Linked DNA regions of Homo sapiens: regions 1 and 2 are each linked to region 3. The links are chromatin loops, found by intact Hi-C in ENCODE. Cell type or tissue: CD4-positive, alpha-beta T cell. All regions are shown on one strand.

Region 1 (2,500 bases), 770 kb after region 3:
GTCTTGGTTTTTGGTGTGTGTGTGTGTGTGTGTGTGTGTGTGTGTGTGTGTATGTGTGTGGTACATTTACTCCTTGTTTTATAGGCCAATAAGGGAATGAGAAATTTGAAATTTTATGAATTTTATTTATTTATTTTAATTTTTGAAAGAGTCTCGCTCTGTTGCCCAGGCTGGAGTGCAGTGGCATGATCTTGGCTTACTGCAACCTCTGCCACCTGGGTTCAAGCGATTCTCCTGCCTTTCTTAGCCTCCTGAATAGCTGGGACTACAGGTGCCCGCTATCACGCCCAGCTAATTTTTATATTTTTAGTAGACACGGGGTTTCACCATGTTGGCCAGGCTGGTCTCGAACTCCTGACCTCAGGTGATCCACTTGCCTCGGCCTCCCAAAGTGCTGGGATTATAGGCCTGAGCCACCATGCCTGGCCTATGGATATGTCACTTTCGATGGGATCAGTGGAAGCAGGAATGGAAGATGAGTGTGAGTGTGTTTTACTTTCAGAGAGGCAGATTAGCAAAGTTATTTGATGTTTAAGCACTAAGCAGGTCACTTTACTTCTCTGACAAAGTCCCTGCCCTCATGGAGTTCCTTTCTAGTTCGGTCGGGGAAGAAATGGACAATAAAAGTAAAAAATAAAAGACGAAGTAGATAAGATATATGTGGTGTTGAGAGAAAAGGAGGAAGGGAGAAAAGAGGGAGGGGGAAAAGAGAAAAAAACCTGGAAAATATTCTGAGCAAGAAAAAACATCAGCCTTCTACATGATGTGTAGTCTTGAGTAGAATGAGGTGAAAGCTCAGGGTTAAAAAAGGATCACTGTCTCTTTCCTTATGTGCTACCACCAGATTTAGAAAAAATTAATTTTAATATGAAAACTGTCAAATATATACAAAAGTCCAGAGAACCTACAACCATATACACGTTGCCCAGATTCAGTATTTTTCAGGGTTTTCCTACACTTGTTTATTGTTTCCGTTCTCTCCTTTCCTTTTCCCTTCCCCTTTCTATACCCTATGGTTTTAGAGAACTCCTACGACTTTCCTGAGAATGATGCTGTGCTCAGAACTGCCCTCCATTTGTTTACAACTCCCCAGTGGTACCTTAGAGCTAGCCTATCCTTTTTCTATGCAAGGGTGGTAGACTTAACCAGTGTGCTGGATTCACTGAGTTTCCTAGAATTTCCAGTAAATTACCAGTCCCAGGGTGTAGACCAGGCACCACTCTGTGGCAGTGTTTGGGAACTACACTTTCACCAATAGCTTGGTGTCAGAAGAAAGTGTGTTGTCACTCCTTACCACTGAAGGCGGAAGGGCAACTCACCCCTTTTTCTCTCCTTCCTTCTTCTTTTCCTCCTTAACGTGGCTTCTTTGAATGGGGAGATACTGAGTTGGCAGTTCTCCTTAGGAGGCCAGCCCGAGCTCCTGTTATGCAATCTAGTGGCATGTAAGCAGGATTATCCTGCTTATCCCAGCATAATATTATACTTTGGCATTATTAGGGGCTTCTGACAAACTTACCCAGATCAATTTTTTTTGAGGCGGGGGTGGAAACAGGGTCTTGCTTTGTTGCTCAGGCTGGAGTGCAGTGGTGCCATCATGGCTCACTGCAACCTCATCTTTCTGGGCTCAAGCAATCCCCTGACCTCAGTCTCCTGCCTCAGCCTCCTGAGTAGCTGGGACTATAGGCGCGTGCCACCATGCCTGGCTAATTTATTTTTTGTAGAGATGGGGGTTGCCCAGGCTTGCCAGACCCGATTTTATCTCTGTCTGAATGTGATAGCTTCCCTAATCCTAAATGTTTCTCCACATCTCCTGACAATGTTAAAGAAACTGAAGTTCATTTGCCCATCCATACTACCGGGAAGGCATGCTGCCCTTTGAATGGGAGGGTATTCCTTGTCTTTTGACTAGGATTCTTCTGCACACATCCTTTCATGTCTATCAGGAAACATGTGCTCTCTCCATCCTCCACCCTTCCTTTCCCCTCAGTGTACTCTTTTGAGCCCTTGGGTCCACCCTTCTTCCCTATCCTTGCCTGAACCTTTACTGTCTAGCTCAGTGCAATACTGTGCTTGCTTTTTTTTCCTCTTTTTTTCTCTTTCTGCTACAGAACATCCTTTCTGGGCTGTGGTTGGTAACTTTTTATAATTTCAGGAGAGAGACTGTTTTCTTTTCTGGCAAATTGCTGAGGCTGTGTTGATAAGTGAACGCATACATAGTTCTGTACATAACTGTAGTATTAACTGTCTAACTTCTCTTGCCTTCTGAACAAGCATGGTATTGGCACTTCATGCTGTTTGTTTTTTGGCTTGGGTATAGACTTAAAATGCCCCAATCCTTCTCTTGCCCCCAGTAATACCTCAACTACTGGTGGTTGTATAAAAGGCACTGGACTCTGAAGATAGAGACCTTGTCTTTATGGAGTATCTTTATGGAGTACTTAGTAGGTGCTTCATACATGATCACTGAACAAATGAGTGAGTGAAATCAAGAGAGCAAGGA
Region 2 (2,500 bases), 1.3 Mb after region 3:
AGAACTAGATAGAGCTGGCCTTACCTTAAACCAATGATTTCCAGAGTGTACACAGCAACAGATAAGAAAGACCTTTGATGGAGTGAAGGAGGGAACTATTAGACATTATTTATTTATTTATTTATCTAATTTATTTAAAATTAGAAATAAATTAAGGTCTAATAATTTTTAATGTATGGATTGACAATAGGACCTGTAAATTATGAATAAACATTCACATATTGTGGGTGCCTGCTCCAGAACAATTTTGGTAATGATGATCAGTGGTCACTGCCTTAGCATGGCCTCAGATAATAGCACTGCCATTTCTCTGATCTACTCTTGCTTGAAATTGATTCATAAAAGACCTTGAGTGTCAGGCTAAGGGGTCTGGCCTTTATTCCATGGCTTCGAAAGCCCTCAGAAGGTTTTAAGTACAGCATAGTAATTAATGGTGTGGGTTCTACAACCAGATGAATAATTTATTAGCTCTAATATTTACTACCTCTCTGACCTTGGGCATGTAATTTAGCCCTTTTAAGCCTCTGTTACCTCATCTGTAAAACAGGATAATAAAAGTAACCACCTCCTGATGTTGCTATAAAGATTAAAAAAGAGAACACATTCAGAGCACCTCCTGTGGAGCTTGGCATGCCGTGAGCCATCAATAAGTGTTTGCTATAATTCTATTTTAGGATTCCACTCTCTTGGCCCCGACATCTCCATGTAAGATTCAGACCTCAAGCCACCGCATTCTAGAACTAGCTCTTCAAATACAGGTGGAAACTGCTAAAACGCAGTATTTGAAGATGTAAATTCTTTGGTTTTTAAGACCTCCTCCCTCATTACTCAGTTCTGGGCATAGTGGCTTTATAAGGGGCTCAGATAACCTGCTAAGGCACATCTGGAAGGTGTAAGCTGATATATTTGGCATTTGTCTCCAAGATTTAAATCCAGGTCTACCACACTCCAGTGTACCAACCTGTCTTTATTCTATTATGGTAAGCTCTAAAACTGGTTCCTCCTCAAATGACTTTTTCAACTTCAAAATATTATTACTTCCTCGTTTAACATCACAGCATTGGGGCTGCACCTGTCCCCACCACTAATCAGCATTAATTGAATTTTTAAATCCAAATTAAAAATGACAGGTGGTGCTATTATGTTCTTAGCCACTCAACTTCTAGCTGGTTTTAAAATTGCATTCTTCTCCCCCTCAGAAAATCCAAATCATTTTCTCAGTTTAAGAAGGAAGTATTTGCAGGTGCTGAATTTGTCCTTGTAGCGCTAATGCTGAGTGATCCTCTGCCAAATTACATTCAAGAGCGCCATCTCCTGTCCAAAGTTTAAAAGAAAATGAACAAATAAGCAGGTGCCTAAATAGTCTTGTGCCTTTAATCAGCTGCTTAACTAGTTAACCATGAAAATGAGCTTTTTAGGGCTAATGAGAGTTACCCAATTTGCAGACATTGGGTGTTTTTTTTTGTACCATGATTTTCCAGCTGCTTGCATCCCGCCTCCTTTACAGTGTGTAGCACCTGCTTATGCTGCCTTGTTGGTGTACATGGTGTTGCTTAAAGGCCCCTCCTGGATGCTGAGAGGCATGGCATGTGCTAGGTCTCCCAGGTTGAAAATCTGATTCAGGATTCCAGACAGGCTTCTGGGTTTAGCGTAGGACCTGGGAATCAGGTATGTGTTCTTTATATTTAAATATTAGACAAGAAAGTTATAAGAAGTCAGGTTGAACTTTATCGATACTCTATAAAAGCAAAGAAATGATTGAAAATCAAAGCAACCTGGTCCAGAGTCAGCACATCTATGGCTATCACTCTGCCTATAAAGAAAATGCAGGTACTTCTGCAGTAATCAAATATGTATATTTCTGATGGGAAAAGAGAAACATCCTTTCTATAAAATTGCAAACTAAAAATAATTAAGACTTGTAGGGAAAATAGGATTGAGGCAGACAATTCAAAACATATGCAGCTTTGCAACCAGAACATTAACAAAGGTAATAACATCTTAATTAAAATACCAGCACAGTTTAAAGAGTATGCTCACTCAGTGCTTAATAAATAAATTCTACATGAAATAAAGGACTTTGCCTTAAAAAAGAAGAAAGGCCAGGCATGGTGGCTCACGCCTGTAATCCTAGCACTTTGGAAAGCTGAGGCAGGCAGATCTCTTGAGGTCAGGAGTTCAAGACCAGCCTGGCCAACATGCTGAAACCCCATCTCTACTGAAAATACAAAAATTAGCCAGGCGTGGTGGTGCAAGCCTGTATCAGCTACTCTGGAGGCTGAGGCAGGAGAATCACTTGAACCCAGGAGGCGGAGGTTGCAGTGAGCTGAGATCGTGCCACTGCACTCCATCCTGGGTGACAGAGCGAGACTGTCTCAAAAAAGAAGAAAAAGAAAGAAAGGTTGGGTAATTTGATGAAAGGCAATATAAGAGAACTCATAGTCTTCTGAGTCATGAAAATAAGGAAAAAAACTGCACAGGATCAGGGAGAACTGAGCCC
Region 3 (2,500 bases):
ACACACTCCATTAGGAGAGGTGAGAGGGTCAGTGGGCCAGGGCAGTGTAGAGAAGGGCTGAATGAGGAAGGATGATCTTTTCTGGTATTCCCATGATGTTCAGCCCTTCATGCTCAACAGAGAGGTTCTCGGGGTGAATGTAGGTGTGACACATGCCTCTGCCCAGCAGTGCTGGGAGCAGGCCAGGGGTTGGTCTCTGCTCAGGCTCAACATGCACAAGGATGTGGGTCTGGGAAACGGTGCTCTCCCTGGCCTCATGACAACATGCACATCTCCACAGAGCTTGCACATCTAAAGGCTCAAACCTACCTCAGACACTGCTCTGTCCCCACCCCCTGCAAGGGCTTCATCTTCACCTTGCAAATGTGAAATGAAGGCTTCTTGCAGGTATGAAAGAATGGCATGCACATGTGAAATTTCTAAAACTTTCTGAGATATTGGGTCTATTCCTGACTTCACCCTTACCAGTCTTAACTCATCCAATGCTAGGAGATCTCCCAGTACTGCAAGAGCAATTTCCACAGTGAACGATTCCACACCTCCCCATTTCATTTTCTATCAGTTTTCACAAATTGAGTTTTTTCTATGTCTAGAAAAAGCTTCTACATCTATGTTCTAACAGCTTTCAGAAACGGAGCTTTTTATTGTGTCTAACCACACACAGTCCCTCCAGGTGCACTGGGACCTCTGTCTCCCTTGGAACTTGAGAAAGGGAGCCTGCTGGACAAATCAGCTTGCTGGACCCCTTGCCAGTGTGTTCTCTCCTGCCTCTTGGGATCCACCTTCCTGTGTATGCTGCGGGGAGAGGAGTCCCTGTGCTGGGCGCTTGGGGAACCTCACCTGGAGCCCTGTGTCTCCTGCTCCTGCTTCAGCTCACTGGCCTTCATCTGCACATAGTCCTGCACCAGTGCAGCCAGCAGGAGGCGCGCGTCCTCTTTACTGAGTGTGGCCGGGTCTGGGCTGCTCTCCAGGGCAGACCTGTGGAAGGGAAGCAAACTCCTTGCAGGCTGTGAGCCCCTGACTGACCCTCCCCAGGATAGGCAGCCAGGCTTCCTGGTCTCTGCTTCTTCCCCTGGGGATGTGGCCACCGCGACTCCCAGGGGACGGGCATGAGGCCAGGGTCCACCTGTGGGCACTGATTCACCAGGAGCCACGCGTGACTTCAGAGGCACAGAGCTGTCTGGTCCTAGGGGCAGTGGGAGCAGAAGGCGCCTCTGGCTCCAGGCTGTCTCACCTGAATGGCGCCGCCTGGAGGCTGCCCGCCTGGTACAGGACCAAGATACTGAGAGCCAGGAAGGGGGAGAACTTCCGGAAACCCATGCCGCCTCTCTGTAAAGGAAGGATGACGTTACTACTGCACCAGCACAGATCTAGGTTCCAGTCCTGCCTCTGCCACAACTGCCATGTGACCTTAGGCACGTTACTTCAGCTGCCTGAGCCTCTGTTCCCTTCATTTGCAGGAAGGGCTGCTGTGAATCTCAAGAGACACATTGCAGTGAGTGAATGGCTTGATAGAGCGGAAAAAGGTGTCCTAGGGGAAGGGTGGAGAGAAAGGATGAATTTTGGTTCTGTTTTGTTGAAGGCCAGGGAGAAGCCACACGCGCCCGTGCACACAAACAGACACTTCTGCCCTGATTTATGCCTAAACCAGGCGTGGACGCACCTTGCTGTAGACCTGCTCTCCCCTTCTCGCCTTCTCCTCTGCTGGGCTTCGCGCCAACGCATGCGAGGGGAAGGTGGGAAGGGTGGATTGGAAAGGAGCGCTCATTTCTCAGTCTTGGAACTGGGAAAAATTTTTAACGTGCCAGTTACGGGTGTCTCAGGACTCGCCCGCAAAGCCAGCCCTCTGCCGGAGCGCGTTTTAGCAGCAGATGCTGAGCAGCAGCTCCGCGAGGTGAGCGCCCAGGGTTCTAGTCCGCTAACAACACTGCCTTAGATCCGGACCGGAATCCCGGGAAGGCTCACCAGGGAGGCGCCTCAGAGGAAAGCTCAGGGTTCCGACCTCCCGGGAACGAAACATGCTCCCGAAGGACAAAGACGGCGCAGGGCGCTCCCGGACCCAACTCTGCAGAATCCTGCGCTCAGCCAGGCCCCAACGCCAGGGCTGCAGACCCGCCTACCTCCGCTCGCTGCGCTTCCAGCGCCCACGCTGAGCCATGGGGATGCTTGGGCTCCTCTCGCACTGGTAGGAGAAACTGCCAGGACAACCCTAACCGCTCGCCTTCTACGGGGCCTGGAAGAGAGCTAGGACCACCGCTGTAAGGTAGGACCAGATGGCGGCGGAGAGGCAGACAGGCAGATGGAGCAAACTGGATGAACTAGTCGAAGAAGCAGGTTATTCGAGTGAGCGGAATGGGGAATGGGAAGTTCCTCACCTGGCGACTAGAGTTTCAGGGCAGCGCGAGCGGCCGGTCGACCCGGGATGAACACCACACCTGCTGTGGGCGCCTTCCCCGCGGAGACCCCGCTCTTATTACAGAGATAGCTGGAGGGGGGGGGT

Evidence for each region. Peaks named below come from ENCODE experiments on the same cell type or tissue, not always from the same donor. Only the 100,000 strongest peaks of a DNase experiment are listed, where the experiment ranks them.
Region 1: it touches region 3 in a loop (3-fold over the local background); 3 of 110 quality-filtered maps call a loop at or near these places.
Region 2: it touches region 3 in a loop (4-fold over the local background); 4 of 110 quality-filtered maps call a loop at or near these places.

The regions. Positions count from the first base shown.
Region 1 is chr11:14,299,625-14,302,124 of GRCh38, reverse strand. All of the region lies in intron 1 of RRAS2 (RAS related 2), which reads left to right. Among named protein-coding and RNA genes, the nearest start is that of RRAS2, 58 kb to the left of the region's middle. In CD4-positive, alpha-beta T cell, a CTCF peak has its summit at 1,220; a DNase peak (open chromatin) is centred at 1,234.
Region 2 is chr11:13,771,453-13,773,952 of GRCh38, reverse strand. No RefSeq gene overlaps it. Among named protein-coding and RNA genes, the nearest start is that of LINC02548, 12 kb to the left of the region's middle. In CD4-positive, alpha-beta T cell, CTCF peaks have their summits at 1,109 and 1,310 (motif pointing left); a DNase peak (open chromatin) is centred at 1,292.
Region 3 is chr11:15,073,539-15,076,038 of GRCh38, reverse strand. It overlaps CALCB (calcitonin related polypeptide beta), which reads right to left and starts at 2,446. Exons shown (of 5, transcript NM_000728.4): 1 at 2,376-2,446; 2 at 1,235-1,329; 3 at 841-978. The coding sequence starts at 1,320. RefSeq lists a silencer at 951-1,000 and an enhancer at 1,043-1,544. In CD4-positive, alpha-beta T cell, CTCF peaks have their summits at 753 and 953 (motif pointing right); DNase peaks (open chromatin) are centred at 938, 1,298 and 2,118; H3K4me3 peaks cover 1,693 bases; H3K27me3 peaks cover 684 bases.